Regions from separate parts of the Homo sapiens genome. Here all the other regions are linked to region 1. A link is a contact called in ENCODE Hi-C or POLR2A ChIA-PET data. All regions are on one chromosome and are shown on one strand. Each heading gives the region's core, a stretch centred on a gene start or an enhancer-like site at or near the end of the contact. The rest is flanking DNA. Distances are from core to core; before and after follow the strand shown.

The links. A loop is a pair of places that touch in the nucleus more often than their neighbours do. ChIA-PET counts read pairs that join two places held with the same protein, here RNA polymerase II (POLR2A). Pooled maps may share reads with other maps.
Region 2: a map of naive thymus-derived CD4-positive, alpha-beta T cell shows a loop between it and region 1 (25-fold over the local background). The contact joins the promoter of LINC02321 here to the promoter of PSMC1 in region 1. A Hi-C loop is called at or near these places in 1 of 168 maps with a recorded cell type or tissue (naive thymus-derived CD4-positive, alpha-beta T cell), 1 of 37 single-sample maps with no recorded cell type and 13 of 50 pooled maps.
Region 3: a loop to region 1 is called in a pooled map, with 4 times the contacts of the local background. The contact joins the enhancer-like site here to the promoter of PSMC1 in region 1. A Hi-C loop is called at or near these places in 2 of 50 pooled maps. POLR2A ChIA-PET finds 5 or more read pairs at or near these places in 2 of 52 experiments (H1 and activated naive CD4-positive, alpha-beta T cell).

The regions. Positions count from the first base shown.
Region 1 is chr14:90,254,016-90,257,876 of GRCh38, reverse strand. It overlaps PSMC1 (proteasome 26S subunit, ATPase 1), which reads right to left and starts at 1,324. Exons shown (of 11, transcript NM_002802.3): 1 at 1,277-1,324. The coding sequence starts at 1,279. RefSeq lists enhancers at 621-1,148, 1,034-1,273, 1,149-1,678.
Region 2 is chr14:90,826,676-90,831,066 of GRCh38, reverse strand. It overlaps LINC02321 (long intergenic non-protein coding RNA 2321), which reads left to right and starts at 2,893. Exons shown (of 4, transcript NR_184259.1): 1 at 2,893-3,078. RefSeq lists a silencer at 2,603-2,862.
Region 3 is chr14:89,509,070-89,513,065 of GRCh38, reverse strand. It overlaps a transcript of FOXN3 not described here. Among named protein-coding and RNA genes, the nearest start is that of FOXN3-AS2, 65 kb to the left of the region's middle. Within about 2 kb of position 2,490, at least 9 of the 41 ENCODE cell types and tissues checked have a DNase peak (open chromatin) inside an H3K27ac peak, as active enhancers do.

The sequences.
Region 1 (3,861 bases), core at 75-2,574:
GGCTCACGCCTGTAATCCCAACACTTTGGGAGGCCGAGGCGGGCGGATCATAAGGTCAGGAGTTCAGGACCAGCCTGGCCAACAGAGTGAAACGCCGTCTCTACAAAAATACAAAAATTAGCCGGGCGTAGTGGCGGGCGCCTATAGTCGCAGCTACTTGGAAGGCTAAGGCAGGAGAATCGCTTGAACCCGGGAGGCGGAGATCGCGCCACTGCACTCCAGCCTGGACGACAGACCAAGACTCCGTCTCAAAAAAATAAAAATTAAAATTAAAATAAAAAAGACCTCTATGAGATCTGGCCTTCTTGCCGTTCATGATACAGGTTAAACATTCCCATCTCAGGTCCTTTGCACTTGCTGTATCTTCTGCCTTGACCACATTTCCCTCAGACATCTGCAGGGGTTACTCCCTCAATTTCGGTCCGCTCAAATTTCACCTCCTCAGAGCTACCTTCGCTGACTCTATAAAAAGCAGCCACTCCTCCAAGCTATCCCTTTCTATACAATAACCATACAACAATGACCACCCCACCCCTGACATCATATTACATATTTCTGATGATTGTCTGCCTTCTGCTCTAGAATGTACGCACTATGAAGGCAGGGACTTCAATCAATCCTCAGTGTCTACAACAGAAGCTAGCCAAAAGTTTAACAACAACAACAAAACACCAAGTGCTCAGTAAATACTTGTTTAGTGAATTGATGAATAAATGCTAGCTGTTTTTATTATTACTACTGCACCACGGGCCCTTTCCGTCTTAGCTCCGCCTGTCATAACAACGTCTTTAAGGCCTCCTTCAAATGCCCCCAGCTCCGAAAGGCCTTCCACGACTCCGCGCTCAACTCCTCAGGTGGAATGAATCCCACCCTCTTCTCCAGCACCCTTCACCTGCCCGACTCAAAAAGCATTTTTCCCGGTGACTCGAGGAGGCGCCCCCGAAACTCCCAGCGCCGATCAGCAAAGCCCTGGTCGGCGGAGCAGCAAAGCCAGCGGCCTGATCCGTTCTGCCGCCCCACAAGACCACGCAGGAGACCCTCTCTCTGCTCTGAGCCCCGGCCCCAGGATCCCCGGGCAAGGCCCGTTGGTCGGCCCCGGCCCGCGGTGGACATGAGCGCGGTCTCTGGGAGCCTCCACCCGCCGAGAAGATCAGGCCGGCAAAAGGAGAAGAGGGCTGTCCCAGTTCCTCGGGCAGCCGCCTCTTTCTCTCGCCTCAGGCTGCTGAGACCCCATCGCACCGCGACGACCAGCGGAAAGAAACCCTTAGTCACTCACCATCTTGCCTTGGCCACTTGAGCTGCCGCTGCCGGAAGTTCCTCCACCACTGCGGCCCGCCAGAGGCGGAAGTCGTTAGGGACGCTACGGAAGCTGATAGGAACCAAATTCTGCGCTGACCAAGTTGTGCTCCAAGGGCTTGTGCGGGCGGTCTAGGGCAACGCAGCAGTTTATAAGCATAAAGTGAACTTTATAAATATTTTACTTGAAAGAAATTTTTGAATACCCGTTATGAGGCGCTTGTCAACAACTTAAGACAATGACCCCTACTGTCAAAGAATTAGGACAATCGTGAAAATATAAAATATTTAAATTATGCAAAATTTATAACTGGGAAGAACTTTATGGTTCTAAAAACTGGAATGGTATTTGGAACTGGGAAGTTGACATATACATTTGCACAAATATTTCAGTTATTATTCAGCTTCTGGAATTTAACCTGCACATCTGGGAGTATGTGTGTAACGAGTCTTCTAAACCTGTCTTTTTCTGATGACCTGTGACTTGTGATGATGCCAAATGTCTTAAATTCCTCATCTTGAAGCTGATTGGTAAAGTTCCTCATTTGTTACACCCTCCAGGACATCAGAAAAATGGCAACAATCCCTTCTGTTTCTGGAAATTTCATTAACAAGTGCTCAAAATACTGCATCTTTCTGAACTGGAGAAATGGATGATTTTTTTTCTGCTCCAGATTGATTTAGGGATTTTAGTTGTGAAACACTAAAAATATTTCCCTTATGAACACACAACAGGTATACTTCTTCCTTTTCATCATCACTGCAACACGGTAATAGAAAGTCTTAGCACTATCGACCTCTGTTAACAAATCTGGCATCTAGTGTACATGACACATGAAATCACACGATAGGACAGTATCACACATAGGATAGAGATGGTGAAACTCCCATCTCTACTAAAAATACAAAAATTAGTCGGGCATCATCGTGGGCATCTGTAATCCCAGCTGCTTGGGAGGTCGAGTCATGAGAATCTCTCGAACCTGGGAGGCGACGGTTGCAGTGAGATCACGCCCCTGCACTCCAGTCTAGGTGACAGAGCGAGACTCTGTCTCAAAAAAAAAAATTAATAAAAATTTAAAAAACAAAATAAATATCCTTTCCCTAATGCATTTTACAAGAAACAAGTAAATAGTAAAATATATAGTATGCCACATAGTGGTAAATGCCATAGGAAAAATTAATGCCTAGGAAAAATGCCTAGGATTAGGAGCATGCAGCAGTGGTGGGTGATTTTAACTTTAAATTGGATGATACTTGAGCAAAAGCCCGTAAGGCATGAAGGAGTAAGCTATTCAGATATCTGGTGGAAGAGCTTTCTAGGTAGAGGGAACAGCCAGGGCAGAGGCCCTGCAGTAGAAGCTGCAGAGGATGGAGATTAGAGACACCATATAGTGAAGAAGTCAGAAACAGGCACATAACTCCCAGTGGAAGCTCAGCGGTTAAAGGCGAGTCAATAGAACCCAGTAATGAAGAGAGTAGCCAACGTTGGCATCAGACTTTCCTATTGTGGCTGTAGGAAGTGACATAAAGTAAGCAGAAAATTTAAGTTTATCTACATAATGGACAGCTAAGAGAAAGCAGGGAGAGGATTAGAAAGACTACTTGGAGTGCTCAGCACTTGGGGAGGTTGGAAGTTGCAAGTGGAAAAGAGGGAGAGTTGCAGAGATGACTGTCAACCGGGTGGGGAGGATTGAGAGTCAGCCATAGGGCAAAAGAGATGCACAGGGGCTGGGCGCCGTGGCTCACGCCTGTAATCCCAGCACTTTGGGAGGCCGAGGCGGGTGGATCACCTGAGTTCAGGAGTTCAAGACCAACCTGACCAATATGGTGAAACCTCATGTCTACTGAAAATACAAAAATTAGCTGGGAGTGGTGGCAGATGCCTGTAATCTCAGGTACTCGGGAGGCTGAAACGGGACAATCGCTTGAACCTGGGAGGCGGAGGTTGCAGTTAGCCGAGATTGCGCCATTGCACTCCAGCCGGGGCGAAAAGAAGGAAAATCCATCTCAAAAAGAAAAAAAAAGAAAGTGACCATAAATGTAGTGCTCAAAGCTAGAAGGTCTCTGGGTTAGAAGTTCAACTTGGGTCTCACAGGGCTAAAATCAAGATACCAACAGGTTTCCTCTCCGGAGGCTCTGCTCTAGCTGTGTGACATCAGCAAGTCATCCTCATTTTCTCATCTGTATAACGGGATAATTATCTACCTTGCCGGCTGAGGATACGGAGAGGATAAAACTCTTGTTTTTTGATTCTTAAGAGATTTTTGCCAAAAGTAGATGGAATGGAGGCTGAGGTAGGAAGGTGTCCAAACGTGGACGGAGGGCTCATGCTAGGGTGGACAGAGGGGGCGGGGCCGGGGTGGACAGAGGGCAGGTGCCAGAGGCGAGCGTGCATCCTGTTCAGCAGCCCCCCTGCAACCTCAAGCACATCAGAACCAGCCCAGATGCTGACAAAATGCAGACTCTGGTGCCATCCGCCAGAGACTGTGATTCTATAGGCCCATGGCAGGGCCCAGACACCTGCATTTTAACAGATACCCCAAGGGATTCTGAGGCTGGGTG
Region 2 (4,391 bases), core at 1,644-4,143, 570 kb before region 1:
CAAACTCTGCTCCAAAGAAGGCAGCTCATCCCCAGGCCCCCAGCACCACCAGAGTTTCCCCACCTGGGAAAGGGTGGCTCAGGGAATAGCGTCCTCCCAACACCCATGTCAATGAACACAGAGCGGCAAAGGGCCAGCCCCACTGGAGTGAGTTCGCCCATCAAAGGTGGAAATGCAAGGGCTGCGTTAGGGCTGGGGAAAGGGGCATTTTAAGCCTCATCTTTCATTCTAAAAAGAAAGTCTTCACCCCAAGTTAAAATTGTACTTCAGGTGAAGGACTTACCTATTGGGGAGCACACTGAGGCTTCCTAATAAAATCAGAGAAGCCCGCCTAGTAAAAGGCTACCAGGAGCCTGATCTCCTCTCTTAAACCTAACCTCCCTTCCCACTGGGGAAGAAAAGCCCAAGTTTCTTGAGTAAAAGGCTCAGATCCCAGCACTTTGGGAGGCTGAGGCGGGCGGATCGTCTGAGGTCAGGAGTTTGAGACCAGCCTGCCCAACATGGGGAAACTCTGTCTCTAAAAATATAAAAATTAGTCAGGCGTGGTGGCAGGCACCTGTAATCCCAGCTACTCAGGAGGCTGAGGCAGGAGAATCGCTTGAACCTAGGAGGCTGAGGTTGCAGTGAGCTGAGATCTCGGCATTGCACTCTAGCCTGGGTGATAAGAGCAAGACTCTGTCTGAAGAAAAAAAAAGAAGGAAGGAAGGAAGGCTCAAAGGGGAAAAAGCAGACCTGCAGGAAACCCCTCCAGCCCAATCATGACTCCTAGGACCCTTTATAACTCCTGTGAGAGGCTGGAGGATACCCGACCCAGCAATGTGACTTGCTTCCTTCCACACAATTCTGAAACTTGTGACTTGGTCTGAAGGAAGATGGTACCACGATGCCTCTCCGTCCTCCGTCTCCTCCCCACCCTTAGCCTGGTGCCATTTTTTCTACCTGGGCGCCCATCCTTTCTTGCCTAGCCAGTGCCTGTCCCTCCTACAGGAAGCCTCCTCCAGCAGTCCAGTTCTCTGCTAGAAACCACAGAAACCAGCTCTGGCTGATTTAGGTAGAAGTGGAATTCATCACATCAGGTGCACACATTCTGGGAGGAAGGGACCCAGGCTGGGAGGCTGGACATCCTCCGCAGGACTGGTCTGGCAGGGAGGAAAAGTGCTGCCACCACTGCTGGGCACAGATACCCAAGTGCACCCCAGCCCCACTCACATGGCCTGCCAGAGCAGTTGCCACCTGGGATGCCTCCGAATCAGGCTGAGGCTGCCCACGCTCCTGCACCTGCTTTCTGAGTGGCGTCTGCCTGGCAGGGTTGAGGTCCCCCACCCCTCACTGTAGAAACAAGGGGGTCTGGCACAGTGAGTGCCTGGCATTTTCAGTGTCTCTGGTGGGGGATTCCTCAAATACAGGAAAGGAGATAAAGATCCCAGATGACAGATGGCATCCTCCCACGAGTGAGGCCATCTAACTCTGCTCTTTCCTCTTTCTTTCTTTCTTTCTTTCTTTCTTTCTTTCTTTTTCTTTCTTTCTTTCTTTCTTTCTTTCTTTCTTTTTCTTTCTTTCTTTCTCTTTGTCTCTCTCTCTCTCGCTCTCTTTCTTTCTTTCTAAATAAAAATAGAGACAGGGTTTTGCCATGTTGCCCAGGCTAGTCTTGAACTCCTGAGCTCAAGTGATCTGCCCACCTCGGCCTCCCAGAGTGCTGGGATTACAGGTGTGAGCCACCGCGCCCGGCCTGCCCGCACTCTCTCTGCTGCCTGCCTTCCCTGGCCCACACAATCTCTGAGTCTGATAACAGGCATTCAGGCTGTATCAGTCATTCAACGCATATTTGAGGGCCCAGGCCAAGTGCCAGGGTCTCATCCTTAGAAGAGTGTCCTGTACACATCACTTAAAACTCCGCTTCTCTCTGGGCAAAGGGTCAGCGCCCTTAGACTGCAACAAAACAGAGGCATTATGCAAGTTCCTAGATACCTCTTAAAAAGGAAGGCCTGGTGGGCTGAGGACCAGCGTAATAGCTGCCAGGCTCCTTCAGCATCAGGGACATTCCAACCGTCCCTCACACTGTAGTTCATTCGAAAATAACTTCCTAGAATAGACAGTGCTGTCAGCATCTTTCTGCTGACCATAGACTACTCTGGGCGGTATTTTGAAAATGAAACTGATGTATCAAAAGCTTGCAACAGGAAGCAGCAAGGTTGACTTGACTGCCTTTCCTTGTGGGGAGCCCTGGGCTGTGGGGAGCCCTGGGCTGTGACCCAGGGTCATGAGAGTGGGTCCCCTGGGCAGGCAGCAGGGACCAAAAGCTTAGTTCTCTGTTCCCCCACTGTCCCACTGAATGGCCACATAACCCTGGGCAAGTCGCCTGGGTCTGTTTCCACGTCTGTGGAACAAAGCTGGTGTTCGGTGCTCCCAACACAGCGGGTTAGAGGACCACAGTGGGCAAATAAAAGGCTACCAAGGGACATTCTCTCAGCGTTGCTAAATGGTTAGAGTTAATAGTGCGTTTGGCCTGGATTGAAACAAAACTAAACAACCCTCCACTTTTACTAAAGAAAATGAGGGCTCACCCAAAATAAGTAAACCCAGTCTCTGGAGTGAGTAAAAGCCCTTTTTTCTGGGTATTTTCACTGCTCTCTTAAGAAGGGCCTGACCCATCGCGCTCAGGGGAAATAAGCGCTGGGAGGAAATAAGGAAAATCGAACCGCGGTTTTAGGTCCGGGCTCTGGCAGGCACCGCCTCCGCCCCGCCTCGCCCCGCCTCGCTCCGCCCTGCGGCCCCCGCCGCGGCCCCGCGAAGGATCCGCCAATGAAGCGCCCAGGAACTGCATGACCTCATCAGGAGGCTCCCTCATTGGCTGCCGCCGCCGCGCCTGGTCGCCTCGTTCCGTTCGATTCCAGAAAGCCGCGCCGGCCCCAGTCCCCATGGGCTGAAGGCAGGTTGAGTTCTTCCCCAGGTCTGCGAGCCTCGAAGGCTTCTTTCAGACAGCAGACCCCTTAGAAGCGCAAGGCTGCTTTCTGACAAAGAATCAAGTGTTCCTTTCAACCAGCCAAGGGACTGGTTTTCTCGCTGACCCTTTGACAGGTATGTTCCCGGGATTTTGCTGGGACCTTCATCTTCCCCTCCCTACGTCCGTGACACATCTGGCTTCCCACTCGTTTCAGTCGTGTATTCCGTGGAGTTTTCTCTTGCTTCGCAGTAGATGGACTTCTGAAGCCCCACCTTACTGTTAAATGCCAGTGATCATCTCCCCCCACAGCTAACTCGGGAATTAGTCCACTGACACCCCCAGAGAGGGGACACGCCTTTCACAAGGTCACACGGCAGGTCAGTTACAGAGATGAAAATCAAATCCAGGTTTCCTAACTTCAAGAGTTTTTTCAGATGCCTTATTATTATTATTCGTTTTATTTTTATTTTTCATTTTTTATTTTTTTGAGATGGAGTCTCACTCTGTCACCCAGGGTGGAGTGCAGTGGAGTGATCTTGGTTCACTGCAATCTCTGCTTCCCGGGTTTAAGCGATTCTTCTGCCTCAGCCTCCCGAGTAGCTGGGATTACAAGTGCCCACCACCACACCCGGCTAATTTTTGTATTTTTAATAGAGACGGGTTTCATCATGTTGGCCAGGCTGGTCTCGAACTCCTGACCTCAGGTGATCCACCCGCCTCGGCCTCCCAAAGTGCTTGGGACTACAGCTGTGAGCCATCTCACCTGGTAATTATTATTATTTTTTTTTTAATTTGCTTCCTGAGAGCTCAGAAAGGAACCTCAGCTGTATGGGAGCACCCATATACCAATCCCATTCCAGCCACTCTCACTTTGACAGGACAGAATCAACGACCAGAGCCCAGGACCTCCTTGACTAGCACTCTCCTCTTACAAATAAGGAAACTGAAGGGTACCTGATCATGAACAAGCTGATGGGCAGCACTTGACCCAGACCTTTTACTTCTTACCCCTCCACCCCAGTTTGGACTCCCAAATGTGGGGAGGAATGGAATGCCCTACCAGTCCCCAGGGAATGGTTCATGCAGTCAGCATGGTTTTAGTACCTTTAGCATTTGATTTGGGAGAAAGATAATAACCAGAAGTGTCTGTATGCCTCACCAGCTGTCCAGCAGATCCCATAAACCTTCACCCCCAACCCTTCTGACCACCAAGTGCTTTGCTGCAGGAAAGGAGACCAGATTGTTGGGTTTTTCTCATCTGATGGTCGGGGGTGATCTGGGACTGCATATGTCTGAATACTGGGACCCTATTTTGAGTGCAAGAGTTTTGAAAACCCAGGACCACTTTGTTAGATGGTGAGGGTTGGTGAGCAGACTGGACCTGAGATCCTTTTTCAAGGCTTGGCTTGGGGGCAACATTCTCCAGGAAGACTTACTGGAGCACCCA
Region 3 (3,996 bases), core at 1,241-3,740, 750 kb after region 1:
CGAGTTCAAGCAATTCTCCTGCCTCAGCCTCCCAAGTAGCTGGGATTACAGGCACCTGCCACTGCGTCCGGCTAATGTTTGTATTTTTAGCAGAGACAGGGGTTTCACCATCTTGGCCAGGCTGGTCTTGAACTCCTGACCTCGTGATCCACCCACCTCGGCCTCCCATAGTGCTGGGATTACAGGCATGAGCCACCACACCCAGCCTAGTTTCTTTCTTATATTTCACTCATCACTCTTGACATGTGAAAGTCTGCCCCCACACCACCTGACAGTACTTGCTTCACAGTTCCAATGGGGATCAGAACATTCCACCCCAAAATATGTCTCTTTGACACATTGATTATTTTGAGCTGAAGGCAGTTGAGAAACAGCAGTTGTGCGGTAGGGCTCTCTGTCCTGCCCCTTTTTACCTAAAAGCAAGGCATAAATTCTCCATGAGAAAGATGGCCTCCCCGTACCGGGAAGAGGAGAACATTCTTATCATTGGAGTTAGGGAGCAGATGCTGAGATGAGTCTGTACAAACAAACCTTACTAGAATAACTCTTATCTTCCGTGGGTTTCCCTCATATATTTCCTAGTCACTTTCCCACAATTTTCTGCCCCTAGCCCAAACCCTCTTTTCCTTTGTCTTGTCCAATCTCCACAATTTACTTCTCTTTGTTAAAATGGTATATTTAACCGCTTCCTTGTGGTTTTCACGTCTTTCTATAAAGCCCCTCTCCCTACCCTATGCCGTGTAAAAATGTTAACATCAAATAATTATTCGTATGCGTTTTCTACTGTTAATCTTTTATCAGTTCAATTCACAGGTCCCAGCCATAGAACCTAGAGAAAAAGTCTCTTCCCCTTCAGTTCCCAAGCTGCTGGTCATACTGCCCCTCACTATGGCTTCATGTCCTGCTCTGGAGGGTCACAGAGAAGGTCGTTTGTTGTAGGGAAAGAGCTGAGAACAGCGGTGTGCCCTCTGAGAAAGCAGCAAACTGTCCTTTTTGCCTCTAAGGGTCTGTACTTATGGTTTGGCCACGTCCCCACCCAAATCTCATCTTGAATTGTAGTTCCCTTAATCCCCATGCATCATGAGAGGGACTAGGTGGAGGTAAGTGAATCAGGGGCAGTTTTCCCCATCCTGTTCTTGTGATAGTGAGTGCTCATGAGATCTGATGGTTTTATAAGAGGCTTCCTCCTTTGCTGGGCACTTATTCTTCTTGTTCCTGCCATTATGTGAAGAAGGACGTGTTTGCTTCACCTTCAACCATGATTGTAAGTTTCCTGAGGCCTCCCCAGCCCTGCAGAACCGTGAGTCAATTAAACTTCTTTTCTTTATAAATTACCCAGTCTCGGGTATGTCCTTTTAGCAGTGTGAGAATGGACTAATACAATACTCTTCATATCAGGACTGCAAAGACCACTGAGCACAGGTTAATTCAGGTGCAGTCCTGTAGGGGGTAACCTCAAGGCTTCAGGGCAAGTTGGTCTTGGAGTAAATGTGAGTTAAAATGTGAGTTATAAACCAGGCAGGTCGGCTGGATGCAGTGGCTGGAGCCCATGAGACCAGCCTGGGCAACACAGTGAAACCCTATCTCTACAAAAAAATTTTTAAAGTTAGCTGAGTGTAGTAGTGCACGCCTGTAGTCCTAGCTACTCAGGGGGCTTAGGTGGGAGGTTTGCTTGAGCCCAGAGGTTGAGGCTGCAGTGAGCCATGATTATACCATTGCACTGCAGCCTAAGCAGCAGAGAGAGACTGTCTCAAAAAAGAAAGAAAGAAAGAAAGAAAGAAAGAAAGAAAGAAAGAAAGAAAGAAAGAAAGAAAGAAAAGAAAGAAAAGGAAAGAAAAGAAAGAAAGAAAGAAAGAAAGAAAAGAAAGAAAGAAAAGAAAGAAAGAAAGAAAGAAAGAAAGAAAGAAAGAAAGAAAGAAAGAAAAGAAAGAAAGAAAGAAAGACACCAAGCAGGTCTTTTGAGATGCTTTACCGCTGGGATGATTGGAATATGAGTTGGGGAACCTTCTGGACACTCATGAACGCCTGCATTGGTCAGGCATGCACTTTTGTAATGGAACAGGAGAAGAAGCCTTTGGGAAAAGGCAGGGGGTGATGAATTTGGTTACTGTTTTCTTTTCTTTGAGATGGAGTCTCACTCTGTCACCCAGGCTGGAGTGCAGTGGTGTGATCTCAGCTCACTGCAACTTCCGCCTCCCGGGTTCAAGTGATTCTCATGCCTCAGCCACTAAAGTAGCTGGGATTTACAGGCGCACACCACCACGCTTGGCTAATTTTTGTATTTTTAGTAGGGCCGGTGTTTCACCATGTTGGCCAGGGTGGTCTTGAACTCTTGACCTCAAGTGATCTGCTGGCCTCGGCCTCCCAAAGTGCCGGGATTACGGTGTGAGCCACCGTGCCTAGTCTGGGTACTCTTTTCAGTCTACAGTCTCTGAACTCTGACAACTTCCTGTCGCTCTGAGTGTGACTGTGCTTGTGGTTCCTCTGAGAGTCGAGGTGGAGCTACCCACCCCCTCTCCACACTGGTCTCATGTGTGATCGGAGCTGTGTGCTGGGGAGATGCACAGTCAGGTTAGAGGGCAGCTTGGGTCCTGGAGCTGCAATGGACACACACCCCTCTCTGCTTAGCTGTGGCTGCCCTCAGTGCATATGCAGGGCTGGCTCCCTGGCAGATCTGACTTTCTCTGGTTCTGTGGCTGTCATAAGATTTATTCAGAATCCCTCTTATGAGTTTTGGAACTGAAGCTGTTCTCAAACCAGTCGCAGATTCTACTTGTTAAGAGAAGCAATGTATACAGAATATCGGCAGTTAGGAGGCATGCGTGGGTTCCAGTCCCAGTCTCACTGGCAGTGAGACCTTGAGCAAGTCACTCAACTTCCCTGAGCCTCAGGGTTTTCATGTGCATCATGGAGGAATTCTCCTTCCTGCCTCCTGCTTTTCTCTAATCTTCCCCCATGGTGAGAGGCCTCTCCCAGGAGGAGGTCTGCCTGCTGATATCTATCCGCCTCTCATCCATGTGGGTTCTATGGGGAGGAAGGGGGAATTCCATTAAGCTGACTGGTGAATGAGAGCTGGGAAACATGGGGAACATGCCCTTCTTCATGGGAAACATGCCCTTCTCCATGATGTCCATACTTGCATGACAGGATAAAACTATCTCCTGCAATCTGCCACAATGGGTCATTTTGAAATCTCGAAGAAGTCATTTATTCAGATTAAAACTATTTATAGCAGATGTAAGCAAACAATTCATTGGTGTCCTTGAGATTGATGGTTGGCACTTTACAGTTTTCATTAAAAGTTAAACTCTTTCTTCATTCAGCAAATATTTCAGTGCCCATTATGTGTCCTGTACTGGGATACAGCAGTGAATGAGACAGACCAGATCCTTGCCCTCTTGGGGCTGGCATCCTAGTGGGGAGATGGACAATGCTGGGCGTGGTGGATCATGCCTGTAATCCCAGCACTTTGGGAGGCCGAGGCGGGCAGATCACCTGTGGTCAGGAGTTCAAGACCAACCTGGCCAACATGGCGAAATCCTGTTTCTACAAAAAATATAAAAATAAGCCAGGCGTGGTGGTGGGCACCTGTAATCCCACCTACTTGGGAGGCTGAGTCAGGAGAATTGCTTGAACCCAGGAGGTGGAGGTTGCAGTGAACTGAGATCATGCCACTGCACTCCAGCCTGGGCAATAGAACAAGACTCCATCTTAAAACAAACAAACAAACAAACAACAACAAAAAAAACTGTATATAATTTGCAAATAGTGGTAAGTGCTATGGATAAAGATGAAGCAGGGAACAAGGTCCAGGAGATGCAAGCATGGGTGCTATAACTTTGACCCAGAGGGCAGGGCAGATTCCTTCACTGATGGAGGGGAGGGAAAGGCAGGTCGATGCTCAGCCAGTGTGGAGGTACTGATAGGGACCTGGTCCACTCCAAGACTATCAGGGAGGTCAGGGTGGGTGGAACAGAGTGAGAGGGAGGGAAGTAG